Regions from separate parts of the Mus musculus genome. Here region 2 is linked to region 1. Evidence: chromatin loops called from intact Hi-C (ENCODE). Cell type or tissue: left cerebral cortex. All regions are shown on one strand.

Region 1 (2,500 bases):
GAAAGAAAGAAAGAAAGAAAGAAAGAAAGAAAGAAAGAAAGAAAGAGAGAAAGAGAGAAAGAGAGAGGGAAAGAAATGAAGAAAGGAGAAAGAGAAAGAGAGAAAGAAAGAAAGAAAGAAAGAAAGAAAGAAAGAAAGAAAGAAGGAAAGAAAGAAAGAAAGAAAAAAGAGAGGGAAAGAAAGAAACGAAGAAAGAAAGAAAGACAGACAAGAAAGAGAGAGAAAGAAAAGAAAGACATTCAAGTGCCCATGCTGGTGGTGCCAGAGTGCAGCATGGCTAAGATGGGGCATGTGAGATGGAGAGATGGAAAAAATGGAGTGTGCAGTGAGAGATGAGAGAGAATGGGAAGGTGAGGGGTTAGTACACTGTGAAGAAAGCTGGAACTGAAGATTCGATGGCAGTGAGGTACAGGCAGATATGAGGAGCCTACACAGACACCTGAGACCATGGTGAGGTCCTGGTCCTGGCTGCTGCCAAGGACCATGTCTGGGTCCATGGTCCTGATGCAGCTGGTGCCTGTGTCAATATCTGTGTCTCAAGTTACCACAATAGGCCAATCAGATGTCTGTGGTCTGGGCTACCACTGGAGACCATGTGGATGTCTGAGAGCTATGCTGCCTGGGGAGCAGCGGGGGGGGGGGGGGGGGGGAGCTGATCTAAGTGGCCTACCATGACACCAGAGGCCATGATGACACTCAGCCCCATTCCTTGCTGCCAGGGAACATGTCTGGGTCTGTGATCCTATTGCAGCTGGTGTCTGTGTTGATGTCTCAGACCCACATTACCACCAAAGGCCATGTAGATGTCCCTGGTCTGGACTGCTTCCTGAGGAACTATGCTGAGCTGGCCCCACCCGTCACCAGCCACCACACTAGGGAGAACTGGCCTGGCTCTTCATTTCCAGTGGGGTGGCCTGAGTGAGTGAAAGATGCTCCCCACCCCCACTCCCTGCCCCACTTCTCAACTCTCCACCTATGGTTGGTAGAAGGCTGACCCAGAGGTCATGAGAGCAGAAGAGCTGGCCACACCCTTCACTGGCTGCATCATTCAGGAGAGTAACCCAGTAGAGATGACCATAATGGCAGTGGTGCAGATGAGCTGGCCTTGAGAGCATGAGAACAGGAGGGCTGACTACCCTTGCCATCTAAAGCATTGGGTAAGCTAGCCTGGATAGTGCTGGAGAGCTCACCCTAGTGGTGATGGAGCAGGAGAACTGTCAGGCTGAGAAACTCAGCTACCATCCAGGCCCAGATCCAGGGCTTTGAATTGGCTTACCCCAATATCTACCCCATCTATGATCTGCTGGAGCATGTGAAGGGGAAGATGAAGTAGCTGTTTTGAACCCTGACCAACAGATGGCGCTGATTCCCATACACTACAAACACAACACTCAGATCCTGGAAGCTAAAATGCCTGACCACAAACTAAGGAAACTTAATTCAGGTTGGCATTGAATTTTAGCAGTCTGGGGGCAGTGTCAGGCAGATCTCTGTGAGCTGGGATAACCTTTTCACCACAGAGCAAGACCAGCCATAGCTAAATAGATAGTGAGAGCCTGTCTAAAACCAAAACAAATCTTAATTTTTCTCTCTCCAATATCCTTAGGCTCCTCTGATTTAGAGACCTTTGCCCCTGGCTCATTCTAAATTCTTACTGGTTGGCTCACAACCATCTGTAACAAGATCTGACTTCGTCTTCTGGAGTGTCTGAAGACAGCTATGGTGTACTTACATATAATAAATAAATAAATCTTTAAAAAAAAAAAAGAAAGAAAGGGGCTTGGGTTCAAGTTTGGTGTGGAAGGTGAGCCTTGTGGCAAGACAAGAGGAAAGGGGGTCAGAGATAAAGTAGGTAACAAGGATGTGACCAGTGTGGGCAACTGCAGCACAATCTTACAGAGAAGCCTGCGTGAAATGGGTAAGAAGCTTCAGAACTGTCCTTGTGGAGGCTGAGAGGGCAGGCCAGTTGTTTGTCCATCAACTCCATTTCATAGGGCATTAGCTATCTGACATTTGAATCATAAAAGATGTGGCTCACAGAATTAACTGCCCATTCCTCAGGAATTGCTTCTCTAATATTTTTTCCCCTATGCTTTTTCCTAACTCAAGAAACTACATTTTTCAGGACCCCTTTCCAAATGCCTTCCAGATGGGTTTGGCCAATGCAGGGACTCGGACTACTTCTCTCCCTTGCATCCCCCCTCTCGCCTCCCTCCCTTCTTTCCCTCCCTCCCTCCTTCCCTCCCTCTTTCCTTCCCTCCACAGCAGCATGTCTAGTAGCCCCTCTGTTCTCCCATTGTATCCATTTCTCAGCAACAGCTCCTTTCTTCATGGTCTGAGTCTGCAGCACAGCACTAGTTTTCTAGCAATGCCAGTTTACAACTCCAATAATGGCAGCTTCACCTGCCTGCTGTCTCTCCATTCCTAAGGAGCACTGGCTCCTTGCAGGCACTTGTCTGTGGTGTGTCTCCTTGTCTGTTTTTTTTTTTTTTTTTTTTTT
Region 2 (2,500 bases), 170 kb after region 1:
AAGGCCTGGGGGTGAAGTGACTTCGTGACTAGCCCACACTGAGAGAGCTCCACTGGCTACCTCCTCCTGTGCAGCCCTCAAACCAGCATTCCTGCCTCAGGCCTCACACTAGCTAGGGTCTCACAGGGTCCCCATAAATGACAGGAAGTTTTAGTCACACCTTAGAATGAGTTTTCTCACTCCTCACTCCTGTTACCGTAGTGAACCTGCCTGAGCCCCTGTGTGGCTTTTGGTGCATTGTAAGGACAGGCTAGGTATTTCAGGAGCTGTCATGATACCGCACACACCATGATCAGCCTTCCTGTCTGGTCCTCTGCTTCTGCCCAGACCCTCACCTTGCTCAAGAAGTAGTCACCTCCTCCCACTCTTCTTCTTGCCACACCAGGAGGGATGCTGTGGGTGCCTTGGAGAACAGAGTGGACCTTGGCCAATGTCCTGTGAGCCCCTCTGTGGTTACAGATGAGCAACATTAGCCCATGGGCACCTTAAAGCCCACCTGACCTTCACCCCTCCTAAACACAAGTGCTGAGATGGTCCCATCAGAGGAGATTTCATGTGTTTTATGATCTCTGCTCCACTGAGATCAGGGTGAAGGCATGTCTCCTAGTGAGGAGCAGTTATACTGTGAAACTAGACTTCAGCTAGAGTTTCCAGGTCTCCTGAGAGCCAAGCTACAGACTAGCAGGTTGTGTTGCACGTTTGCACATTGGTGATAAATGCCGAAAGTCAGAATCATTCTAACCTGTGGTCACCTTCCTCTGCAAGGCTAGCCTTGACATTTTATCTTTTAGGATTTGCATTTGTATGTCTGCTGTGCGGATGTGTGCAGGGGCCCGTGGAGGCCAGTGGTGATGGCTAGGGCTGGGGTTACAGGGCTGCGAGCCATCTGATGTGGGTGCAAGAACCAAATGTGCTCTTAACCCCTGAGCCATCGATAAGTGCAGCCCTTGGCCTTGAGGTTTTGCCTCTTACCACCTGGATGGCTTTTGGCCTCAGTGACTCAGTTTCCTTATCTGTAAATGGCTTGTGGGCCCGAGGCGGAAACCATTCAGGCTATCCTCATCCTGAGTGTGTCAGCACTGGAAGGTTAGGACTAAGTGGTCAGCGGTTGGTCACTGGCAGAGGCCTGCACATCTGCATATCTCATGGCTCCCAGGCTGTTGCTACTGCTCCATGGTCTTGTCAGGCAAGACACCTGGCAGTAACTAGGACCCCATAATCCTCCTTAGGGCCTGGATCTCCAGGGGTCCTCTCAGGTTGCCACTCCTCCTTGGCCTCAATGTCCCCAACTGTTCAGAGAGAAGAGGAAGCCCCCATGGAACATATTCATCCTACCCCGGAAGGAAGCACAGGCAGGTGGGCTTCCCTTACAGTTCACCCAGGGAATTGGTTATGTGACAGGTGCCACATGACTATATTACCACCAGGGGGCGGAAGAGCGCCCTGCAGAGAGGCAGTGAAAGCTTGCAACAAGGGCGCTACTTAGCTCTCGATGCTGAGCGTGGAGCAGGCTGTGCCACCATGCGTTTGCTTTTGTGTCCTTAAGAGACGTAGTACCCCTAAGCCCAAGCTGGGAGCGCAGAGGCACATCTCCCTCACATGCACGGCCTGATGTCACTCAGCTGCCGGAGAGGCTCTGGGAAAGGACGGAAGCTGGTGTAGCCAGGCAGAGACTCCTCCTACCTGAAGTTAAGGATGCCGCTTCTGGGAAGGCGCCACTGGAAAACTCTTCCAAAGTGCAACTGGGGTTAGAGGAAGACCTAGTTCGGCTGCTGGTGCCTGGGGGATGTCCTGGGGACTGGCGGAGTTTGCATATGTGTGAGTGTGACAGGCATGTTAAGCTCCTGACTTGCGCCAGGCTTCAACGATGCCTTATAGTGAGTGGACTATCATTCTCAAAACCACTTTGTGCTGCTAACTGCTCACCATAGAAGGGAAGTCAAGGCAGAGGGCCAGGTGGCTTGCCCAGGGTCACACAGTGAATAAGTGGTAGAGCCTGGCCATCTGGCTACAGGGTGTGCTGCTTTTGTGTGTGGAGACCGGAGTAAGAGGCCACCGCAGATTTCCTAGGTTGGTTCCCACACACACTATCTGCCCCCTCCTCTGAATGGAGCACATGCCTCTCGAGGGCCCTGCTCCTGAGAGCTTGGACTCGCGCTCACAGTTTCCGTATTGGCCCCAGGACTCCGATACCCACCGATAAACAGCAGTGTGTGCTGGCCGAGCCGGCATCTCTGCTTGGCCCTCAGCGCTACCATGCTCTGGGGTGAACAAGGCTGCCGGAGAGAATCCAGGGCGCCCAGTGTGCTGTTCAAGTAAACTGAGCAGAGTGGGGATTTCTGTGGGAAGGGGGTGGGAGCAGTTGGGACAGAGTCTTTTTTTTTTTTTTTTTTTTTTTTGGTCGCTTATGATGACCTTAAACTTGTGGCCTGTCTGCCTCTGCTGCCCAGGTGTCACCCCCACTTGCCCAGGGGCTTCCACTTTACCTGGCAGCCTCTCC

Evidence for each region. A loop is a pair of places that touch in the nucleus more often than their neighbours do. Peaks named below come from ENCODE experiments on the same cell type or tissue, not always from the same donor. Only the 100,000 strongest peaks of a DNase experiment are listed, where the experiment ranks them.
Region 2: it touches region 1 in a loop (2.5-fold over the local background); 3 of 42 quality-filtered maps call a loop at or near these places.

What each region holds. Positions count from the first base shown.
Region 1 is chr9:55,945,676-55,948,175 of GRCm38, forward strand. No RefSeq gene overlaps it. Among named protein-coding and RNA genes, the nearest start is that of Scaper, 8.8 kb to the left of the region's middle. In left cerebral cortex, a CTCF peak has its summit at 1,343 (motif pointing right); a DNase peak (open chromatin) is centred at 1,335.
Region 2 is chr9:56,117,248-56,119,747 of GRCm38, forward strand. The region is part of intron 3 of Pstpip1 (proline-serine-threonine phosphatase-interacting protein 1); the gene reads left to right. Among named protein-coding and RNA genes, the nearest start is that of Pstpip1, 29 kb to the left of the region's middle. In left cerebral cortex, a CTCF peak has its summit at 1,427 (motif pointing right); a DNase peak (open chromatin) is centred at 1,493; H3K4me3 peaks cover 454 bases; H3K27ac peaks cover 198 bases.